3 separate regions of the Homo sapiens genome follow, and regions 2 and 3 are each linked to region 1. A link is a loop called in an ENCODE intact Hi-C map of the cell type or tissue named here. Cell type or tissue: mammary epithelial cell. All regions are shown on one strand.

Region 1 (8,000 bases):
TGACACCTTGATTTTAGCCCAGTGAGACATCTTCTTCTTTTTTTAAAATACTTTATGGTCTAGGGTACATTGGCAGAATGTGCAGGTTTGTTACATAGGTATAAAAATGCCATGGTGGTTTCCTGCACCCATCAACCCGTCATCTACATTAGGTATTTCTCCTAATGCTATCCCTCCCCTAGCCCCCCACACCTGGACAGGCGTGGGTGTGTGATGTTGCCCTCCCTGTGTCTGTGTGTTCTTATTGTTCAACAACCACTTATGAGTGAGAACATGCGGTGTTTGGTTTTCTGTTCTTGTGTTAGTTTGCTGAGAATGATGGTTTCCAGCTTCATCCACGTCCCTGCAAAGGACATGAACTCATCCTTTTTTTATGACTGTATTGTATTCCATGGTAAAAAAAGGGAATCCTCCCTAACTCATTTTATGAGGCCAGCATCATCCTCATACCAAAACCTGGCAAAGACACAACAAAAAAAGAAAATTTTAGGCCAATATCCCTGAGGAACATTGATGCGAAAATCCTCAATAAAATACTGGCAAACCAAATCCAGCAGCACATCAAAAAGGTTATCCACCACGATCAAGTTGGCTTCATCCCTGGGATACAAGGCTGGCTCAACATACACAAATCAATCAATGTAATCCATCACATAAACAGAGCCAATGACAAAACCACATGATTATATCAATAGATGCAGAAAAGGCCTTTGAGAAAATTCAACAGCCTTTCATGCTAAAAACTCTCAATAAACTACGTATTGATGGAATGTATCTCAAAATAATAAGAGCTATTTATGACAAACCCACAGCCAATATCATACTGAATGGGCAAAAACTGGAAGCATTCCCTCAACTGGTACAAGACAAGGATGCCCTCTCTCATGACTCCCAGTGAGACTTCTGACCTAAGAACTGTAAGGGAATAAATTTGTATGACTAAATTTGTGGCAATTTGTTACAGCAGCAGTAGAAAATGAGCACAACACGTTTCTCAGGCCTGTAAAATCACCGCCCTCTATCGGGCTCTGCTGGGTGGAGGAGGAGTAGGACATGGAAGAGCTTTTGGTTTAGGGACAATCTTTCTTAGGCCATAGTTAAAGTTGGGGAATGTGCACAATCAGCAGTAGGCTAAGAGATCCTCCTTATGAAGAATCACTACTCCGTAAAGTTGGTTTCGAGACTATTTTTAGTTGTTTAATTGTTTCCTTCTCTTTAAACTTGGGAATGCTAGGGATCTGTGCTTACCTTGCGCATTCCTATATCCCTTGAGTAGCACCAAGCCCAGGAGCTACTCAGCCCACAGTCACTTGCTTTTGAATAGAAGGATCAAATTCCAGGAGCTACAGTCTACTCTCTGAAGCTGACCTTCCACCTGATGCAGAAACTCAGGGCTAATTTTCTAGTTTTCTTCTCTCTTTTTGTGCAGCTGGTGTAGAGTTTAAAGAAATTGTGTTCTTTCCTTCACACTCAGATGGTTATTCCTTCTAGATTTCAGAAGCCTAGAATTGAGGTTTCAGCACTTGGACACCCACTCACCCACATTTAAAATCACAAAGAACCATGGCGCTGAAGTGGTAGTTTAATACTTGGTCTGTGGAGATATACACACAAGTCTCTGTAGGATCCTGTTTTCAAAAATTTCAAGAGTGCCATTGGCTGGTGTCTACAAAGAAGAGTTGCAGGATCTCAGAGCAGAACTGAGCCCTGACTCAAGTGTAAGAAAGAGGTTGTTCATCGTCTTCTAGGCTCAAGCGTCCCTAGAGTCCTTCGACTACCTCCTTTCACAAAAGTCTGGGATCCTTGGAGGCATTTCGAGAGGATAGAGTGGGGCTGGTTGTTTCAGTGTCTCTCCAAAGAATGTTGTCAGTTCCCTGTGGAATCCGCCAAGGCCCAAGGCCGTGTGGGGCTCCCAGTGGTGTCAGAAAGGAGTCAAATGCCTACTCCCAAACACAGCATCACTCACTCATCTTGGTTTAAATCTTAAAGGGATAGGAGAAGAAAGAACTTTCTTGCAGATGTGCTTCTTTACCACTGAAAGGAAGCAGCCTTCCTCAGAAAGTGACAACCTCCTTGTTGAAGAAGTAGAACTGAGGCAGGGTCTGAAAGAGCCTTGGGAAGAAGACTCTGGCTCTGGAGGGAGTTGGATTCTATTCTCTCCCAACTCTGAATCACATGACCCCATAATCCTTAGATATAAGCTGGGTCAAGCAGGCTTGCAGTAAACTGTGATCACAAATAGTTAATGGGGGAAACGGTCTCGGCCAGTGCAGTTGAAGATAAAATTAAAGAGCTTGAAGAACACATAATGGGAGGGAGGAAAAGAAAGACTAATTGGTAGAATAAAACCCTGCCCTAAATCTACAGAAATCTTAAATCCACAAAGGTGCAGGATTATAAAACCCATCCATAAGTAACAAGGTGATCCACATAGATTTCCTTCAGCTGTGCGAGAGAGCAGGCTGCTAGCTATGCCCGCTCTAGCTTCTTCCAACATGAATTTGCCGGTTCTTTTCCTGCTCCAGTTTGTCCTCATTTAAATGAAGCTGGTTATGTTTGCACCTCCTGGTTTTGCCTCTGTGCTCGTATACCAAGGAGTTGCCCGTCCCTGCTAAGCAGAGGCACAATCCAGGCGGGAGAAGCAGGGGATTAACATTTGCATGTTGTGTCTCTGTTCCAAGAGCTGTGCAAGGGGTTTCAGCATTTATGGTCTGATGTAATTAAAAGTCATTCTCCACACCCTCTTCTCTTCATTCCCTGGAGGGATTCAGGGAAGGAAGGACATGAAACTTGTCATTGGCTTCTTGCCTGTCAGCAGCTCACAGAGCTGTGGGAGGACAGGGGCCTTTTCTGGGAATTGCATTAGGCAGCACACCTGACCAGGAGTTTCTTGTTTTTGTTATTTTAAAATAAAATCTTGGGGCCGGGGACGGTGGCTCACACCTGTAATCCCAGCACTTTCAGAGGGTGAGGCAGGCAGATCACTTGAGGTCAGGAGTTGGAGAACAGCCTGATCAACATGGCGAAACCCCATCTTTACTAAAAATACAAAAATTAGTCGGGTGTGGTGGTGGTGCATGCCTTTAATCCCAGTTACTCAGGAAGCTGAGGCAGGAGAATCGCTTGAATCCGGGAGGCGGAGCTTGCAGTGAGCCGAGACTGTGCCACTGCACTCCAGCCTGGGTGACAGAGCGAGACTCCATCTCAAAAAAATAAAAATAAAATAAAATAAAAAACAATCTTGATACTAAGTTGTGATAGATCCTGGCCACAGTTTGCCTGTGACTCTTCTACATAAATTCAGCAGCCCAAGGCTGCAACTTTACATGGACATAACTAAAGACTAGTGCTTGTAGTGGACTGATCCCCAGAGGCAACCAGATGCAAATATCGCCAATGTTTTCTCTTCTATGGCCTTCCTCTGCTTTCCTGTCTACTTACTGTAGCGGCCAGTAAAGGCACCAAGCTTAGGGCCGAGGAGCTTTTCAAATATTTTTCTTAGGAAAATATGAAAAAGCCCTCCTCCCCACAACAACAACAAAAAACCCTCACATTGGCTCCATAATTCAAAAAGAAAACCAATGTTTAACTACTGTCTACAAAACATGCCAACTAACTCAAAAGCAACTCAACTCTTAGCTACATGTAAATTTATTTAGTGTGGGATGTGGGTGCATTTTAGTGTCTTTGAAGTAATGCAGGATGCGACCTCTAAAATAAGCTTGCCTGAGGCCCAGGAAAGCTTTGCAGCGTTCTTCTACGTGGCTTCTGGGAAGGCTCCAGCCCCTACAGAAGTAGTGAGGCCTTCAGCGGTTTCTCCTGCACCTGCTTCTGAACACTAGGTGGCAGCACGGAACTTCCTAAGTCTTCTCCAGAGGCTGAGTACAAACCTGAGCAATTCCACCTTAAGAAGGGCCATGCACAGAACCATGCAAAAAGTGCAGTAATTCTTGGACGTGGCTAATCTCTATAATTCACCAGATTGCAGATACAAGTGACAGCTGCAATAGGGGTGATGTTCTCTCATTCGCTGTGTCACCGGGATGCTATTTCGAATTTTCCCGAGATTAGAAAAAGGATTCCAATTGCCCCCAGGGCCTTGCCGTGTAATTTTTATCAGTCTTGATCTGTGAGTTCCCCTAGGCAGCGCGTGTGCCTGTATGTGTGTGTGCGCTCGCGCGCGCGTGCTCACACGTGTGTGAATAGGTCCTTGGTGAGATATGAGGCTCTTGTGGACCACACAGAAGTTGTTTCAGAGGATGAATTTCCAGATTCATCCCCAACTCCAAGACTCTTGCCTTCTCACTTGTTCATTCCTTCAGATTCAGTGGTGCAGCGCCAGCTTCATAGCCATACAATCTGTGCAGTTGTACGTTGCCTGGTGTTCAGCAGGTCCCTATCTTTGATTTCATATTCTGCTGTCACTGTCTTGAAATTCTTAATACTTCTTGAACAAGGAGTCCTTCATATTTACTTTGTACTGGGCTCCATATATGTTATATAGCTGGTCCTACTGTGGAAAATTATGGCCAGAGGTAAATTTCTCTCTAAGATGTGACTCTGTTCTTTCTCAGCATCATCTCAATGACTGGCTTGTCTTAGACTTGAGAATGGGAAAAACGTGGGCTTTTGGTCAGATGTACTTGGATGCAGGTTGGGAGCCTGCTACTTACTGCCTATGTGACCTAGAGCACATTTGTTAACCTCTGCAAGACCACCTCATCCTTTAGAAGAATACAATCGTCCTTTCCTCATAAGATGTGGTGAGTACGAAGTGCTAGGATCCATGCAAAATGCCTAGCACACAGTAGGTATTCAACAAACATTCCTTTATTTGCCCCCATCTCTCCTGGAAATCACCGTCAATTATTTCTACATTATCTCCCCTGTCCAGAGTACCCAGCCTTAGTTGGAGTTAAAGCTTGGTTTTATTTACAGTGAAGCAGGTTTAGGGCAAATGTTCAGTCTCTAACCCATCTCGCTGTGAGTTGAAAGCAGTTTCTTATTCTATTCAGGTCTCTGTGTTGAGCGAGATGCATGACCAAACTGTGGTTATGATTTCTGCACCACGGGAAAAACTGGCTTTACAGAGCTACCTACTGTTTGGGGAACCTCTAAAGAGAGCTTCTGATTGAAATGCCATCTTCAAGGAATTTCCCTTGTACTAATTAGCTTAATATGTTGCACTTGTATAATGTGTTTTTCTCCTAGGATCTGTGGATACTTGGCAAACAGCCATTAATCACATCCTCTTACCTTGATGTCAGATGACTGCAGTTGACACATTCATATCCCTGCCTGGATAGGGAGTTGGAGGGCCCTGGGTCTGAGGCCTGCCTCTGCTCACCATTTTTGTGTGGTCTTGAACAACTTTTCTGGACCTCAGTTACTTCATGTGTAAATTGAGGTTAATAAATTATATTTGGAAATTGATTCTATGGCTAAATTCTATGAAGATGAGATAGTCTCCAAATAGAACACTCTTTATAAAGTAGAAATAATTCCGCAATGCAAAGGATGACAATATTACATTTTGACAGTGAAGTTCAGGTTTAAATTCCAGTGCTATATTGAACATTATGCTTTTGTAGGCATTGAAATTTCCTCTTGCGAGGACTGGGATTGGATATCCAAGAGGCAAATGGAAAATTCCTTTGACCACTAAGATGTTAATTGGCTTTAAGATAATGTTCTGCAAACAGTCCATTTGCCCAACACTAACAAAAAATGAGTACACACCGGAGGCTTGATGAATTCTCACTGGGCCTTTTCAGGACATCCTTAGGTCCAAGTGACTCTGTGTCATCCCACCTATCTATTGATGAAGGTCAGGCAAACTAGGGTCACCACTTGTGACTTGAAGCATTGCCCTGTCTTCTCATCTTGACAGTAAGCTCCTTGAGGGAAAGTCGGGGGTAAAGTGGTATTTGCCATTACATACTGAACATAGTCTCTGCATCAGTAGGCCCTCAACAATGACTGCAGTGTGAAAGGGGATGGCTGAGTTAGTCCACCACTGCCGACTTCAAAGGTTCTCCAAAAAGCTCAGCAGCTGTGTAAGAAGAAAACCGTCCGGTAGTGCCTCTGTGGCCTGAGCTAAAGTCTCCCATTCAAGAACAACTTTCCTGTACCAGGCTGATGCTGACTTAGCCTTTAACCTGCGAGGTTCTTCCTCGATAAATGCAGTTACTTTTGGTGATTTCGTTAGTCTTATGAAGGATTTTTGGTGACTGGTGTGGGAAAGTTTATCAAAATTGTACCCCACATCTTTCAAAAGGGCCAAAGTGCTATTATCCTATTAAAAATCAGAAGGCCTTTCAATGTGAGCTTTGAGAGAATAAGGCTGTAGTTATGAAGTAGCTGGAGCTTCTCACTATTAAACTGCAGATATGATCTCAGACTGCTTTATCATTTAATTCATATGCTAAGTGTATCTATATGAATTTCTACTTATATATTCTTGTATGTCTATATGCTTTTTAACATTTTTGAGCCTATCCCTTTCTACCAGCTTGCACAGTTCTTCCCATAGACATCAGACAGGAACGAAACTGACATTATATATTACTGATCATTAAAGATTGATACTATCTCTCATTTAATGAAAGGAGATAGCTATTTACAACATTGATTAAAAGATGAATTTAGTGTGTATCGTGTAAGCTATAGGGAGAATGGGGAATAGACCTTAAGCCATCTGTCCCTGACTAATCATTCTGTTATGATAATTAAGGCCACAGTTTTGTTTTTGTTTTTTTTTTTTTTTTTAAGTTGGCCCCTGGAAGGGAAGCAAAGCTTGGAATCTCTTGGAGTTAAATAGCCTCTGAAGCAAAAGGTCAATTTCTTTTAGCCCCAAATCATGAACCCCCTTTGGTATAACACTCACTCCTCATCCTAATTGTCTTTCTTCCTGGCAGGAGGCAGCTGACCTTGACCTGATCCACGGCACTTTAACTCTGGTAGAGATGGGGCTGACTATGCCACTGAAACCTTTTGCTGGGGAGGGGGAGTCATAAGGAATCTTTATTTTGGGCTGAGGTTTTTCTGAAAACTATAAAGCTGATCATCCCTAAAGAGAGCTTGACTTCACTCCCAAGCTCTACTTCTTGTCAAAAATCTACTTCTGTTGTCAAAAAAGGAGCCACAGTAAGTCATTTAGTCCATTCCTCTGTTTCTGTGCTGTATTTTGTATAAAAATTCCAGAAAGGTGGAATAATAACAGTCCCCATGCTTGATAGCACTTTAGTGTTTACCAAGCATTTTACATACATCATTTCATTTATTGCTTTCCACAAATACTTCAAATTAGTTATTACTGTCTCCATTTTACAAAGCAAATTGAAGGTCAGAGAGGTTGCAGCATGCTGAAAGTCAGGCTGCTTGTAAGAGCCAGTGCCTGGGCATGGACCTTATCTAATGTCCTTTCTACAACATGACTGCACCAGACTATCTGGTGGATGTAGGCTCTTTCCAGGCAAAAAATTTCCACCACTTCCTATTAGGTCCCCTGGCCCTCAGAGATACCTAATATCAATTTCTCCTTCTGTACCTAAACCCATAACTTTTGTTCTCTTACCTAATGCGAATAGGTTTCCAATCTTTAAATAATAATCTTAGACCAGCCTAAAGTTTAGAGGAGCTGTTTTCCTAGTCCTATCTTCTCAACAGTGACTACTTCAAGCTGCTCTAGCTTTTTCTCCTCCTGCTTTGGAGTCAATCAGTTCTGCTACTGGACAAGTCATTTAACTGGCATATATTTTGTCACCTGCAACAGGAGGATGATGCCACCTCTCTTACAGGATTATGACGAGAAAATTAGAAAATGCATGTAAAGTGCACATATGAAATGCACAATAAATCAATATGCTGTACTTACATTTTTTCCCCATTCCTACCTTTCCTTTACCTTCCTCTCTGGTGTTTTTGTTGTCCTTGAAGATACCCAGAGAGAGGACGCACTCCCCATTTAAGTATGTAAATTGATAGCCTGGCACTTTTCT
Region 2 (8,000 bases), 130 kb before region 1:
TGATGCATGCCTTTAGAAAAAAAAAAGCACAGTCATGTATATGTACAAGCATGCAAGCAGGGCTACAATCCTACTTTTTGCATGGGGTTTTTGATCATTTATTTGAGCGTATTGAATGTCTATTATATGTTATGCATTACATTAGGTACACAAGGATATAGAAACTAGTTATAGTTTCTTGCAAAGAGAGTTTATTGTACTGAGAAAGAAAAAAATCTATAAAATAGCACAGTGTGATATGTACTACTCTGAAATTTCAAGGCATTAGAGTTAGGTTGTGTAGGGTTGAACAAGGCATGAGAGATGACGGTTGGAGTAGGTAAGAACTTGTAGAGGAGGTGAGGCTTCATTTGAGCTCTAAGGGTATACTTTAGAGAAGAGACAAGGAGTGGAGAGAGTGTTCCAGGAGGGAGGAACTCACTGCCTCCTTGCCCACTGAGCTCTAGCTACACTGGCTTTTCATATCCCTGGATGTGTCATGATCTTCCCCTTTATAGGAAATACGTTCATGCTGTTTTCCTGCCAGGATGGTCTTTCTCCCATTCTTGTTTTAGCTTAATCCTATTTGGCCTTGAAGACTTAATTTAAAATTTTACTTATTTAGGAAAGCTTTCTTTAACTTCCTCAGTGCAAATTACAGCTCCCCCACCACATGTTATACTCTTATATCATGTATCATACTTTTCCTTCTCAGTTTCTTCACAGATTTTTAGTTGTACATTTACTTGTGTGATTACTTGTCTAATGTCTATTTCTTACATTAAATAGAAAACTCCAAGATGCAAGAGACTGGCTGTTGTCACAACTACCTCACTGGTGCTTAGCATAGTGTGTAGCCCATGGAGGAGTTACCTGGACCTGTATGGACAAGGAAAGGTGAGCAGGAGAAGGAGTTTGCAGTAGCCAGACTCAAAACAGTCCTCCACAAGTCTCCACCTCTTGATATTTATACTATTGTATAGATCCCGTGAAACCTCAAAATCAGAGACAGGTCTCAGTTAATTTAGAAAGTTTATTTTGTCAAAGTTGAGGATGTATGCCTGTGACAGAGCCTCAGGAGGTCCTGATGACATGTGTTGAAGGTGGTCAGAGCAGTTTGGTTTTATATATTTTAGGGAGACACGAGCTATCAATCAACATATGTAAGATGAGCATTGGTTCAGTCTGGAAAGGTGGGACAACTAGAAGCAAAGGCAGGAAGACTCAGCGGGGAGAGAGCTTCCAGGTCATAGGTAGATAAGAGACAAATGGTTGCACTCTTTTGAGCTTCTGATTAGCCTCTCCAAAGGAGGTAATCAGATACGCATTTATCTCAGTGAGCAGAGGGGTGACTTTGAATAGAATGGGAGACAGGTTTGCCCTAAGCAGTTCCCAGCTTGAGTGATTTTGAGGCCGCAATATTTATTTTCCTTTCACAACCCCTCCCACATGGCAGCAGGGTTATTCTCTGTGACCAACAGAATATGCATTTTCCTTCTGAGTTTATGTTATAAAAAAGCAGAACTTCCATTGTGGCTTCTCTCTTTTTCTATCACTCACTCTGAGGGAGACCACCTCCATGTCTTGAGGACACTAAGGCAGCCCTGTGGAATAGCCCATGTGGCAAGGAACTGAGGTGTTCAGCTGGTGAGAGACTGAGGCTACCCAATAACCACATGCATGAGCTTGGAAGCAGATCCTCCAGTCTTCAGAAGATTGCAGCTCAGCCTACAGCTTGACTGCAACTTCAGAGGCTAGCCAGAACCACTTAACTAAGTCGCTCCAAAATTTCTCAACCTCAGAAATTGTGTGAGATAATAAATGTTGTTTCAAGCTGCTAACTTTTAGGATAATTTGTCATATAGCAACGGATAACTAATACAAGGCTTAATGAGAGAAATAGGTGCATGAGAATAATCCTGCTTCTTCCTTTGATTCATTTAAACGGTGCTTGTCAGTGACTTCCCCGACTGGATTTTGAACCCATCTTTCTGAAGAGTCTTTATTTTTCTCCAAGACATCCCCTAGTTGAACAGCTCTCTGTATTCCTGAGTTTCAGTGGTCTGATGCTTGTTGAAGAGGCTCTGATTACAACCTCAGCACAGATCTTCCAGTTGATTGAAAGGCCCCAGCTGATACTGAGTTCAAGTTGCTTCAGGGTGTGGTGAAGAAGATTCCTTTTCTGAGATTTACAAAGATGCCCCATCTTGAAGATTCTCTCTCTTGAGGGAAGAGAGAAGGTTTGCTAAAGTGTGTCCTTGGATGTCACATGTGCATCATTACATTTCAAATTTGGGGGGACTCCTGCTTTTCAGAGGGCCACAAAAGATTAAAGTCTGTGCTATGCTTCTGAGGCAGAGTGGGGCAGTGGGGGAGAGCTTTAGTTTAAAGTCACATGCACTGAGTTTGAGTCTTGTTCTGCTTTTTGGTACCTGAATGTGTCATTTCACCTCTCTAAGCCTCTGTTTCCTCACCTATAAAATGGAGTTAGTAATACTACCCGTCTTCTCCGCAGAATTGATGGAAGGATTATATGAGCCAATGCATTTAGCACAGCACCTGATGAATAATAAGTGCCCTTAAATGGTGACTATTTTGATTGCAAATGACAGAATCAGAAGTTAGTGCCAAGTCCAGATTTGCCTCTAATTAGCCGTTTGGGTTTGGGCAAAACATTTAACTTCTCAATGTCTTAATTTCCTTATTTATAACATGAGGGGATTTGGCGAGTTGGTATTTTCCGAAGTAAAATCCACAGTGCTGTTTGCATCAGAATCAAAATCATTTGCTTAGTAAAATAATACAAATTCCCAGGTCCACCCCAGACCCACAAAGTCAGAATCTCTTAAATGGAACTCAGGAATCTATGTTTCAATCAATTCCTCATATGATTCCTGTGCACACTGCCTGCTCTGCCATTGTAGAAATCTATCTAATGGATTTAAGTACCCGTTAGATTAGGAACTTATGACGGGCCTGAGGGATCCTGGGAGAAGAGATGAAATAGCATGTGTAATCTTATTCTGTATGAATTTTCCATCAGGTAGGTAAGATTTAAGACGTTCTTCCTTAGACCACACCAGGATATCCAGATCTGAGGAATTAGTGTACTTCTTCCTTATGCCCACAGGAGGTCAGTGAAACATTAGGCCTATCCTTTTTCAAATTTCAGAACAAAAGAATTTTGAACAGTGCCAAACTAGAAGTAGAATGCTTGCATCTTGCAAAAGATAAGCTTTATTTACTAACAGACTTCCCAGGTGAGTGTTTGAGTTTTTATGCAGACAAAAATCTAGCAGTGCCTTGCTTTTTACAGAGGAAGGTACATTAGCTTTCGGGTTCATAAACTTTAAGTCCATCAATAGGTTTGCTAAAATAATTGTCCTTGGAGCTCTGGGAGTCATTTTAGGGCAGAGAAAATTCTCTGCTTTGAATTTCTCTAGGGCGCCTCGTTAGAAGAGGTCAAAATGTCGGACATGTGTTGGTTCAGATGTCTATTCGACGGACCTGGAGCAGAAGGTTATTAGCAAGCTAGAGTTGGGCTAATAGAGGCTCAGAGAGGCTAGACCACCTGACTGGAGATATATAGTAGTGGAATGGAGATCAGACCCAGGTCTACCACCTCATCATCAAGGGCCTTCTTAATAAGATAGAATTAATGTCATAGAGTATTCCAGCCAATGTTCTCTTAGCCAATTTATACCATTCTGTTTATCTTTTATTGAGCTTCTGTCTGGAGCTCAGCAGCTGGTCTTTTCCTTGACTCAGTTTTATTTTATTTTATTCTCTTTGTTTAGAACCGCAGTAACAGGTGAGAGTAGAAGTAGGATAATTGTAATGGGCACAGGTGTCTGCATCTCCTTCCCAAGCCCTTGTGACTGCCTTGACATAAGCCCTTTAGAGCTGGCCGCATTGACTGCTCACTCAGGTGACCCTCTGAGGCTGCAGGGCTCTGAAGTGTTTTCTACCTCTCATCTGCATGCAGATGGCTTAATGACTGATATATTAAAAACCAAGAAAGTGCTGGGTCTTAGATCTAGCAAGTGTTAGACACTTGACACAAAGAGAAGGATCATCTTGATCAACATGAACTAATTAATTAATTAGTTTACTTGCCAGACAGTGCATGAGAAACTCCTACATACCAGGTGTTTTCCTGGGCTCTAGGATTTCAAAGATGAGCAAGGTATGGGCTCTACTATGAAGGAAATTGATCACAAGCTGAGAAGGTGAAAAATAAAATCAATGACCCTAATATACTCTGAAAGTGCTATGATGGGCATATGCCTGGAAGGACATGGAAACATAAACAGGAGGCCTTCTCCCACCTGGTGGGGATAAGTTGGTGAATGACATTTTTCATGCATCCTTGGGAATATTTCATATAAAATTTGTGGCAGGTGTGGGGTAAAAGACAAGGAGATATAAAAAAGTATCTCTGTAGACAGGGCCTTGGACTCATTACTTACAGGGTTCCCTGTAGGGCTGAGGAATATGGCAGGCCAACCCCACTGGACAAGAAGGTAAATCCTCCAGTTCAGTGTGAAGAGCTCATCCCCTTAGAGAGGATTGCTGGACAGGGCAAGCCTTCCAGACTGCAGAAAGGGATCTGATCCTCATGTCACCTACCATTGCCATCCCAAGGGCCCTTGGTCAGCATAGAGGTTCTGAGTGAATCCTCAGTGCAAGTTCCCCTGAATCCACTGACAGGCCCATCTAGCCAGGTTGCAGTGGGACCATGGGCTCTCCTGGTCTAGATTGATCTGTATTGGCTTAGGTCACTTCTGTAAACATGTTCTGGGTGCTGACAATATATTTCACCATGCAAAACTTGCTTCTTCCACTTTACTCTTTTACTGTCTTTGGCTGGCCAATTCATCCTCGTTTATTCAGGGTTGTCCCAGTATTAAACCTGAAAGTCTTATGTCCCGGGAACCCCCTCAGTGCAAGGCAATCTGGGATGGTTGGGCATTCTACATCCCTCTGTTCCTCCACACTTCTTTATATACATTTGCTTCCCTTTCTTTTCTTCTTGCCTGCAAGCTCAGGCTTTGCAGTTATTATAAGGGCAATGTTTCACCCCTGCAGCAGGTCTGTTTTGCAGTGCCTGCCCACATCATATTCCCTTCTGGGGAATTCTGGGGAATATCCCTCTGTTACGCCAAAGATCCCTTCTCTGTAGTGGATACCTCCTCCTTCTAGCTGAAGATTTGACTAGGATTGGATTCTGTTTGGCAAATCATGACAAGGGTTGAGCTGGATCTTAATCTGCACTCTTTCTCATTCTTTCCTTCTCTCTCTCTCTCTCTTTTCCTCTCTTTATCTGCATTTATGTGGCTCCACAGCCAGGGAATCATTGGATTGCTTTGCCTCCACTCTGTGGAAATGTCCCAACTGGACAAAGAGTGACAGGCTGGCTCAGAGGCACCCAGTTGTCTTTGTCTGCGTCCATGCCCAACTGATCTGCTGAGTAGCAGGGATGATCTCTCTAGCAAAACCTACTACTGCTTGTGCCACAGCAAATGAATTGACTTCCTAGGGCTGTCATAACAAAGTACCACCAACTGGGCTGCTTAAAACAACAGAAATGTATTTTCTCACAGTTCTGGAAGCTTTAAGTCCAAAATTGGGTGTCAGTATGGCCCTGCTTCCTCTGAGACTCTGGACAGACATTTCCCTTGTCTCTTCCTGGCTTCTGGTGGTGGCCAGTGATCTTTGGTGTTACAGCAGCAGCATGTCAATCTCTACCTCTGTCACCACATGGCATTCTCCCTATGGGTCTCTGAGACTCTTCTGTCTTTGAAGGATATCTGTCATAATGAATTAAGGGCCCATCTTACTCTGGGATGACCTCATTTTAACTAATTACATCCACAATGACCCTAGTTTCAAATAATGTCATATTCTGAGGTGCTATGAGTCAGAGCTTCAACATATCTTATTAGGGGGCATAATTCAGCCTATAATAGTCAGCAAGTGGAAAAGGATGGATAGGGGCCACTTTCTTTAAAAGGTGGCTGTGTATGCAGCAGTTGCTAAGGCTTCATATAGCCTTCCTTCGGATCACTTAATTGGCCTTTGAGGAAGCTTTCATTCTGTTCTTGTCTTCCTGTTTGTTTGTCTTCTTTCATCTGGTCCTGTCCTTTTCCCTTTTTCCATTCCCCAAATCTTTTCAAGCCACTGCTCCTAGGTCCCACTACACCTTCCTCTAGGGAAGCTCTTTGCTTCCATAGCTCCAGGACTTACTGCACACTTCATCTCAGCTTGAACCACTTCCTCTGAGTCATTTTCACTCTCAACCCTGGGAATCTACAGAAGGGCTGGGGATGGTGGTGACAGGGACAAGCAGACTCCACATAAAGTATTGCCAAATAATGAAGATTTATCCTATCTAGAAATCTGTGTATTCACTTGATCAGTTATTCATATTGTGGATTTCCTGTGTAATATCATTTAGGAAAGGGATTCTGCTCTTTAAAAGATATAGAAATTATAGCTATAAGACACACAGTGAGAGGAGGCCTGTGACCATAGAGCTGAAAGTCTGATTTGCGTGACAACCTGGAGACTTATTGCAGAACTGGATAAGCATTAAGTATTAGCACTGGCTTGAGGTCTCAGAAGTCACCCCCTTCAGTTGTTTTCACACTTTGAAAGTGTAGGGAAGAAAGACTTTTCCTTTATCCTTTAGGTTCAATAGCTAGGTCTATGAAGTAAACTGACAACAGGCATATTAACAGAAGAATAGGCATACAAATGTATTAATGTTTAATGTTAGATGCACAGGGGCATCCTGGGGGGAAAAGCAAATACCCCCAAAAGTGGTGATATTTAAAAAGCTGTATATCCATCTTAATAGGGGAGGGGGAGAGGGATGTAGGCCACCTGAGGGAAAGTAAGTGATTTTTATAAAAGATGAATGGGCTTTTAAAAGAATAAATAGGATATGATATTTTGTGACAAAGTTTGTCTGGGTTTAGTGTCAACTTCTACAGATGCTCTTTGACTTAAGATGGGGTTACATCCTGATAAATGTATCATAAGTTGAAAATGCGTTCAGTTTGCCTAACCTACTGAAGCTACTGAACATCATAGCTTAGCCTAGCCTGCATTACATGCGCTCAGCTTACATTAGCCTACAGTTGGGTCAAATCATCTAATACAAAGCCTGTTTTATAATAAAGTGTTGAGTATCTCATGTAATTTGCTAAATACCATACTGAAAGTGAAAGCACAGAATGGTTGTATGGGTACTCAAAATACTACTGAATGCCTATATCACCTTTGCATCACCCTAAAGTCGAGAAATCATAAATCAAACCATCCTAAGTCAAGGATCGTCTATAGCCTCCTCTCCTGTGATAAGAGCCAACCTTCCCTGGTTGATGAAACTCCCAGCAAAGGGATTTATGCCAATTGAATTCTTTTTGAAGGATCTGTCTTCAGGCAGATAAGGAGACTTCAGTGAAAGCCTCTCCCTGCATCTGCTATTTTTCAAGTGTTTTTAGCTCAAAATAATCAAAATACTAAAGCGACATAATTTGGGGTGGCTTGTCCTGCACCCCTCCAACATCATATTTTGGGGTGGCATATTCTGATCTCTGACATAAAGATGTGCAATCTCACGCCACATTCCCCTCCACCCCCTTAAAGCTAAGCAGTTACCCCACATGGAAAATGAATACAACTTGGCAGATGTTCTAATGGCCAGGCCCAGAGTCCTGCCTCTTTCCATTTTTTTTTTTTAGCCATTGCTGAAGTTCTTGAAGGAACTCTACATTTGAAAATCTCCAAGTGCTGGTCCAACCTGTAAGTTTTAGATGAACATAAGGCCCAGAGGGGAGCAGAGATTTGCCCAAGGCCTCATAGTGATTGTTGGCAGAGCCCCAAGTGGCAGAGAGCTTTCCCATGATGAGCGCAGAGCTTGGGCCTCCAGCCAAGAGCAGAACAGGCCTCCTCTTGCTTTGACATCCATCATTCCTATCCCTTGGCCAGCAATTTTATCCTCTTGCTGTTCCACC
Region 3 (8,000 bases), 50 kb before region 1:
ATGACATAGAGTGATGGAGAAAACATTAAAAGTAATCTCTATACACTAGAAGTCTGGATCAGATTCAAGAAGATGAGACTTAACACATATAAATGTTAATCTACTGCACCAATGCTCAAAAAAATCAACTGTGCAATGACAGAATAGGGAAAGCTAGTTTTGCAGATGCTAATATTGAAAAGGCAAGGGCTTTTTACGTAAAGGACTCTTTATTGGACCATAACCAAAAGATGAAACAATAGTGACATGTGGTTTTCCTAAAAGCAAATATGATCTAAGATGTGTCCAGAGAATCATGTTAGGTTGGTGAAGGGCTTGGAAAATATGTTACATGAGGAATGATTGAACGACTAAAAGAACTTGTCGTATCTGGGCTATAAAAGAGATGACTAAAATGTCAAGGTTGTCTTCCAATATTTGAGGTTTCCTGTAAGGAAAATGGAGAGGGTTTGCCTTGCAAGAAGTTAAGGTAGTAGAATGAAGACCAACCGGCAGAAGTTACAAGGAGGCAAATTTTAATTGAGTATAAGGAAAAACTAACTAGCAGTCAAGAAGAAATGGGCTTACATGCCTATTTATAGCAGCATTATTCACAATAGCCAAAAGGTCATAGCAACCCAACCATCCATCCACAAATGAGTGGATGAGCAAAATGTGTTACATACATGCAATGAAATATTATTAGGCCTTCAAAAGGAAGGAAATTCTGACACATACTACAATGCAGATGAACCTTGAAAATATTGTGCTAAGTAAAATAAGCCAGTCACAAAAGGACAAGTATCATAATGATTCCACTTACATGCGTGCTAGAGTAGTCAAATTCATAGAGACAGAAAGGAGAATGGTGGTTGCCAGGGACTTGGGGAGAGGACAATGGGAAGCTGTTATTTAATGGGTATAGAGTTTCAGGTTGGGAAGATGAAAAGCTCTAGAGATGGATGGTAGCACAGTAATGTGAACGAACTTACTGCCACTGAACTGTACACTTAAAAATGGCTAAAATGGTAAATTTTATATATATTTTACCACAGTTGAAAAACAAATTGGGGGCTCCATTGCCTATGGAATAAACCAAACAAAGAAGAAGGAATGGGCTTATGTGCGAGGTATTGAGTTTCCTGTAACTGTAAGTATCAAAATCGGGACTGGACAGTCTCAGGGTGACATGCTCTAGGGAACATTTCAGGGTGAGAAGCAATCCCAATGATTTCAGAACGTCTGTAACTCCACATGAAAACAGAGGCTTACTCTGTGCCTCAGATTGAGTAAGGCTGCATACTTTCTTGATATGTATTAACATATGCAAGAGTATATTCATATATAATATATCATACATGCAAAAGACCATGTTATATAACAAATATGCATTTTACTATGTACAATTTAATAAATATTTTAAAAATGGATCTCCTTCTAGTCCCCATACAGGTTTAATACTGAGAATTTGCCAGTATCTTAGAAGTCCCCAACCCTTTCAGATGCCCTTAACCCATCACTTCCATTCCCTCCTCTTGGAGATGACCACTCTTCAGACTTTTGTGATGATCTGTTTTTTTTTTTTTTTTTTTTTTTTTTACAAAATAGCTTTACTACCTATTATGCATCTCTAAACAGCATAGTATAGTTTTGTCTGTTTTCAATGTCATGTATATCATATGGTATGTTTTCATTTGTGACTTTCTTCTGTAGCTTATTATGCTTATAAGATTCATCCATGTTGATACATGCATGCAGCTGTAATTAATTTATTTTCAATAGATCATTTGTCAAAAGTTTGTAATAGATGCTGCTGCTAGGAACATTCATATGCGTGACTTCTGGTGCTCATGCATAAGGTTGGGAATTCTGGATTGTATGATATACACATCTCTGAATTTCTGAGATAATGCCAAACTATTTTCCTAATGATTCTATCAATTTTCATTGCCTCCAGCAGTGTAGGAGAGTTCTTATTGCTCTGCCTGTTGTCAGATTCGGACTGCACTCTTCACCTAAGAATTAGAGAAAGTGGTGAGGTTGGTAGCCTGGCTCAAATACCTCATGATAAAGTGGGAAAATGGACTTGAGCTGCACACCAAGAAAAATTTAGGTTCCAAATCAATGTAGGTGCTTCTATTGAGTTAAGTGGCTTGTCAGAGACAGGCTTCCAATTATATCCTAAGCACGTGAAGGGCGTGAAGTGCCACATGTCCTTTGGTGAACTGCCCCCAACCCCACTTTTTCCCTCAGCCTTAGGTTTATAGTGCCTGCTCACCAAACACTGACTACATTGTGTCATCAGTGCGGTGGTTTTGTGAACATTTCAAACATAAAAAAAAAAAAATGAAAGTGAGACATCATTTCCTGAATTATGTTAATTTGGTGAGCCTTAGTGAGTGGAATTAAAATGAACATCCCTTGAGAGGATGTTATGGACCACACAGAGCTCTGGGCTCTGGAGTTGAAAATCTTAACTGGAATTCCAGCCAGGCTACTTTTCAGCTATTTCACTGTAAGCAAGTTGTTTGATCTGCCTAACTTTACTTGTCTCGCTTGTAAAACGGGTAGAGTAATGGGACCTACTATGAGTGTGCTTGCTGGGGAGAGGGAATTTTGAAGGTAAGATAATTCATGTAAAGTGCTAAGCTCAGTCCTTGGTGTTTAGTGTTCAAAAAATATTTGACATATTATTAGAATCTCTGTCCCTGAAGAAACACTTTTACAATGGCTTCCAGGATAACATAAGCATGGATTTGCCTAAGGAGACGGGGCAGGAGTTGATCTCTTCAGAATTTTGTTCCCGTCATCATTCCCTTCCACACACATGCCTTTGGTAATTTTCAGCAGCAAACATTTAGAATAAGCTCTGGTTTTACCCTTCATCAAACCAGAAGTGACAGGGAAAACAGACATTTTTTTCAGAAAAGAAATTAATCTCCTAAACAGGGTGATTCCACCCTTTTCTTTAAATACTTCTAAACTCAGGAGGGGGGAGGAGAGCACACATTATCCATCAGAATGAGGCATCAGCTAGCACCGCCGAGTTTCATTTACTTTAAGATTGCCCTCTGAGCTGTAGGGTTTTTTTTCTTCTTTCCCAGAGCACAGTTAGAAGGGATATTTTTCTTTAAATGGCCCCATTTCATTTGCATTTTTAAGCTTTCACTGCAGAGAGTAGAAGCAGTTGTAAATGGTTCCAAGAAGGTAGCTGTGGCTGCTAGCCTGAAGCTTCTGAAATTGAGTGTCAGCTTCCCTCAGAGTAGAAAGATATTACTTCATATTTGTGCATGCGGTTTGCCGCTCTGCTCTTGGTTTGATGGTCTCATTTAGCCACAGGCATTCTCCAGCAATGATTCGTCCTCCCCAATAAATTAAATATCACCTTTCTCCCCTCTCCCACTACCACTCCACCCTCTTTTTTTTAAATAAGACATTGTCTTGTTTATACTGAAGTGAGACAAGGTAAGAAAGTATGAGTTTCCCAATTCCTTTTATTGCTCCTTTTTGACAAGAGGAGAACAGCAAAAAGGCAAAAGAGGAAGAAAATCTACAATTGGAAATCTGAAAGGAAAGTTGTATCCTGATCACAGACCTCTTTGAGTTTGTTTAAGATTGTATAGCAAGCTATTGAGAGGGGAAGGGTATAGAGAGCCTATGGGATGTTTCACTATGTTGTAGAATGAGGGGACCCACTGATCAGCATTATCGCCCTGTTCATTCTTGAGTTCACACCCTTTACCCCAATAATCCCCTACTTAGGGGCTCAGGTCTGCAGTGAAAACCACAGGTGCACCATGTCCACAGGGTCTTGACATCTCCCAAAGGACTGCAGGAGGAGCCTGGGCTGATTCCAGGGAGGCGTGGGCAGGAAGCTGTTTGTAAGATGAACAAAGAGAGTCTTTGACGAATGGGTCATTATTGTCAGAAGGTGGAAGTCAGGGTGCCTTGATTGATAGTGTTCCTGAACAAAACAAGCTGAAACTTTTATATGCTTTCAGAAATTTGGTTTTAGTATATAGGCAGCCTTCACCCTACTGATGAGCTGTGTGCTGGAGTTTACAAGTTGGGTTTTTAGAATCTGGAACACAATTTACTTCAAATTAGCCCTTTAATATGGTGATCAGCTTTTTCAGCCTATACACAACAGTCCATTTAATACATACTAGTTTGTTGGAAATGTATTGCTAAGAGTTTTAGATTGATGGAGTTGGAATCTATGTGGTGAGGGAGGAGAAGGTAGAGAGTTTCTACTCCTTTCTCCTGCACCTTGAGCCAAATTAGGGGGAAATTTTGAAATAGACATAGCATGTTTTTGGCATCTTCCCTTTCTGCTCCTCTCTCCCCTTGTTGTCAGCGAATTGTGTGGCCCGCAAGGTGACTAAATTCATTGTTGTAAGAATGCTATAAAAAGGGCTCTTGCTTGGGATAACCAGTGTCGAATCTGACTGAGATTCCTCCTATTGATCTTCTGTGACTCACGGACAGAGCAGAGGAAGAGGATTTGAAATTTAGCCTGACTCACTTCCCGGTGACCTGGTATTAAGGTGATTCTTAGGTATGCCTGAGCTGTCCTGGAAAGGTCTCTGTGCCAAGGCAATTTGGGTGCCCAGGGTCCAGGTCAGTGACTCCAACCCAACCACCAGGTTGCTCCCAAGAGTAATTAGCTTGACATTTTTGAGACTTCTCATTAGACGCTTACACCTGAAATGTTTCCCCAGGTGATTTCCGATCCTGTGCCATCACCCTGTGCTTCCCCTTGCCTGGCCCAGCTCCTACCAACAGTTTTATGTCTGTCCTCTGGAATGTCCATGGTGAATAAACTCATTCGTAGCCTCAGACTCTTCCTTGACCACTTCACTCCCTCTGCCTTTTCATCTGCACCTGCCTCTCCCTCGAGTGTTCTGTGTTCTCTGTAGCCTTCTCAAGGGGAGACTGCTAATTCTGCTGCATCTCAGCATCAGCCGCTGGCGTTGGCACCATCCCTGCTCCCCATCTTCACTCCCCAAATGATTCAAGTGAAAGTCTTGGCCGCTTTTAGGCTCAAGCTCACTGGCATTGCCAGTGCTCTCCAAAGTGTCTCCAGTGTACTGTGACAAGGGCAGGTCTGCCTCTTAAATGAGTGACACAAGCCCTAGGGGGTTCAGTGGTGAGCTGGAGACCCCATGATGCTCAAAAAGGGCACAGTTGCTCCGCAGTTCACAGTTGAAGGAGATAAACCCTGTGTTCCCAGATCTTTTTTTTTTTTTTTTTTTTTTTTGAGACGGATTCTCACTCTGTCGCCCAGGCTGGAATGCAATGGCGTGATCTCGGCTCACTGCAACCTCCACCTCCCAGGTTCAAGCGATTCTCCTGCCTCAGCCTCCCGAGTAGCTGGGATTACAGGCATGCGCCACCATACCTGCCTAATTTTTTGCATTTTTAGTAGAGACAGAGTTTCTCCATGTTGGTCAGGCTGGTCTCGAACTCCCAACCTTAGGTGATCCTCCCGCCTTGGCCTCCCAAAGTGCTGGGATTACAGGCCTGAGCCACTGTGCCCGGCCTTTTCCCAGATCTTTATAGTTTCTAAGAGAAGGCTTTCAAGGAATCTAGATTTTTATATGAACTTTCCTGATTTTTTTTAAAAATGGTAGATAGTAAACCATCATCAAAAAAAAAAATAAGAAAAAACACCATGACAGCCAAATGAAACCTGGCTATTGGGTCTGAGTTGGCCCACAGGCCTCTGATTAGTGATTTCCACTCTGCATTTCCTCTTCCTCATCTAACACTCTCTTAGTCATTCTCCCCATTCACTAATGACACCAGCATGTGTTACACAGTCTTTTCTTCCATCTGAACCCTGCTTTCATCCTGGGCTTCTTCTGGGCTCATGAAGATGCCCAGCAACACTCGACCCCCCCATTCCTGCATCTTCTCTTCTCAACACGTCCACCCCACCTGGACCTCATCATCCCCTAGGTCACCTCCCACACCACAACCTTCTATCTTTCTACTTCTTGTACTCAATCATTGACATTATTTCTATTTCAAAACTAGGGACTCCCAGACCACTGATCTCTCTCTCTCTCTCTCTCTCTCTCTCTCTTTTCAGTCATACCTTCTCATACCATACCCTCTCAGCTTCATTTTACTTCAACCTCTGTCTTGCTAATATTGTTGCCCTATTGGCTTTCTTTCATACTTGGATGGCAAAACCTCAACCCTGGAGCTAACAAACTATTAGCCTTCTCTGCCAGTGTTGCTGCATGTCATAGAGAAACCCACACGATCTGTAGACTCATTGTACTACTGTCTCCCATTTCCCAGACCCCACTGCTCCCTGCCACTCTCCTGTGATCATTCTAGGCTTCCTTAGTCACCGCTCTCTCTAGTTCTCTAGACTAGATTTTCAGTGCCTTCTTCACTCTCCTCCACTCCTCAAATATTTGGCCTTCACAAGTTAAGCATTTGACATTGCTTCCTACTTCACAGAAAGTGTAGAACCCAGAGATGGAAACATCCCACCCCTTAACTCAGTGCCATCAAACCTACAACTTACCTACATCTGCCACCATGCCTCTTTTCTTCACTTCTGATTTTATGGAAGAGGAGCCTCTCTCTGTCTGAGCTTATCCCTTTTTTTGTCCTCTGGAGTTTTTCTCTCCTACCTCCTTAGCAGCCTGGCTTGATCACTTTTCCCTTTCTCTTCCCTGTCCCTTCACCCTGTCCCTCTCTCTTTTCCCCTCTCTCTATCAGGACCTAAACATGTTTAAGCCTTCCGTCTTGTATATTCAATTCCTTGCTGGCCCCATGGCACTTTTCAGCCACCGCTTTCTCTTTAAAAAGGCATCTGTATCTGTCGCTCAGCTTCTTTACTTCCCATTCTGTATTCTACCCACTGCAAGCTGGCTTCTGCCCTTATTGTTCTGCTGAAACTGCTCTCAGCAAGGTTGTAGATGACTACTTTATTGCTGAATCCAATGGCAACTTTTAAGTCATTATCTTCCTTGACCTCTCTGCAGCGGCTGACACTGTTGGTCCTTTCCTGCATACTGAAAAACTCTTTTCCTGGGCTTCCATCACCACGTGCAGCAGCTGGATTTCCCCACCTCTTCAGACTCCTTCATGGGCTTCTCTTTCTTTGCTCACTTTTAAATACTAATGTTGGTTCGGTCCTACTGGTCTTATTTGTCCATGCTCAGGTCTTATTCATGTGCACGCCTGAGGTTATCTCAGTATTCTGTAACTTGTGTGGGGAGATTGAGATAGACCAGGAGGGGTAGGATGCAGATTTTATGATGGGGAACAGCAGAAATGAGATTGGCCAGGCATAGTGGTACCAGATGATGAAGAGACTGAGGAGTCAGCAAGGGAGAGTTTAATTTGCTGAAAGTGACAACAGGGGGACAAGCCTTGGGTCTAGGTTGTTAGTATCTAAGATGCTGAAGCCTTCCCTCCTTTTGTATAATGAAGCATTTGTCTGGCCTTTGTCCTGCGTTCCTGGGATGGAACTTCTAAACAAACCCTCTAACTTTCCCAGGTGATAAGACTGTCTGTTATTCATAGTGAGCCCTTGGGACCATGCCTGGGTTTATGTTAGTGAGGTGACTCACAGTGAGCCCCTACATAATTTCAGGATGGGGGCTGGTCATGCTTGAAAGGCCAATCGTGTGATTAGAGAGTTGGTGCTTTGAGCCATGTGATATTGGTCCAACCTCCGGGAGGGATTGGAAGATGGAGATTAACCACTTGGCCAATGATTCAATCAGTGATACCTACATCATGAAACCCCAGTGAAAACGCTGGACACCAAAGTGCAAATGACCTTTCTGATTGGTGAACACATCAATGTGATGGGAGGGTGAACCAACCTGAGTCCATGGGGGGGAAGGCATGGAAACTCCACATTCTGAACCCTCCCAGACCTTGCCCTGGGTATTTTTTTCACTTGACTGGCTCTGATTTGTACCTTTTATGGTAAAACTTTTATCCTAAGCGTAGCACTTGACTGAGTTCTGTGAGTCATTCTAGTGAATTAT

The links. A loop is a pair of places that touch in the nucleus more often than their neighbours do. Peaks named below come from ENCODE experiments on the same cell type or tissue, not always from the same donor. Only the 100,000 strongest peaks of a DNase experiment are listed, where the experiment ranks them.
Region 2: it touches region 1 in a loop (8-fold over the local background); 5 of 110 quality-filtered maps call a loop at or near these places.
Region 3: a loop joins it to region 1, with 4 times the contacts of the local background. A loop is called at or near these places in 8 of 110 quality-filtered maps.

The regions. Positions count from the first base shown.
Region 1 is chr1:209,350,341-209,358,340 of GRCh38, reverse strand. No RefSeq gene overlaps it. Among named protein-coding and RNA genes, the nearest start is that of LINC01698, 18 kb to the left of the region's middle. In mammary epithelial cell, a CTCF peak has its summit at 3,837 (motif pointing right); DNase peaks (open chromatin) are centred at 2,750 and 3,870; H3K4me3 peaks cover 130 bases; H3K27ac peaks cover 2,069 bases.
Region 2 is chr1:209,485,322-209,493,321 of GRCh38, reverse strand. No RefSeq gene overlaps it. Among named protein-coding and RNA genes, the nearest start is that of MIR205, 57 kb to the right of the region's middle. In mammary epithelial cell, a CTCF peak has its summit at 3,111 (motif pointing right); DNase peaks (open chromatin) are centred at 6,271 and 7,941.
Region 3 is chr1:209,400,644-209,408,643 of GRCh38, reverse strand. No RefSeq gene overlaps it. Among named protein-coding and RNA genes, the nearest start is that of MIR205HG, 24 kb to the left of the region's middle. RefSeq lists enhancers at 4,349-4,935, 3,834-5,033. In mammary epithelial cell, no CTCF peak of the experiment used is centred here; DNase peaks (open chromatin) are centred at 2,306, 3,283, 3,853 and 4,593; H3K27ac peaks cover 4,796 bases.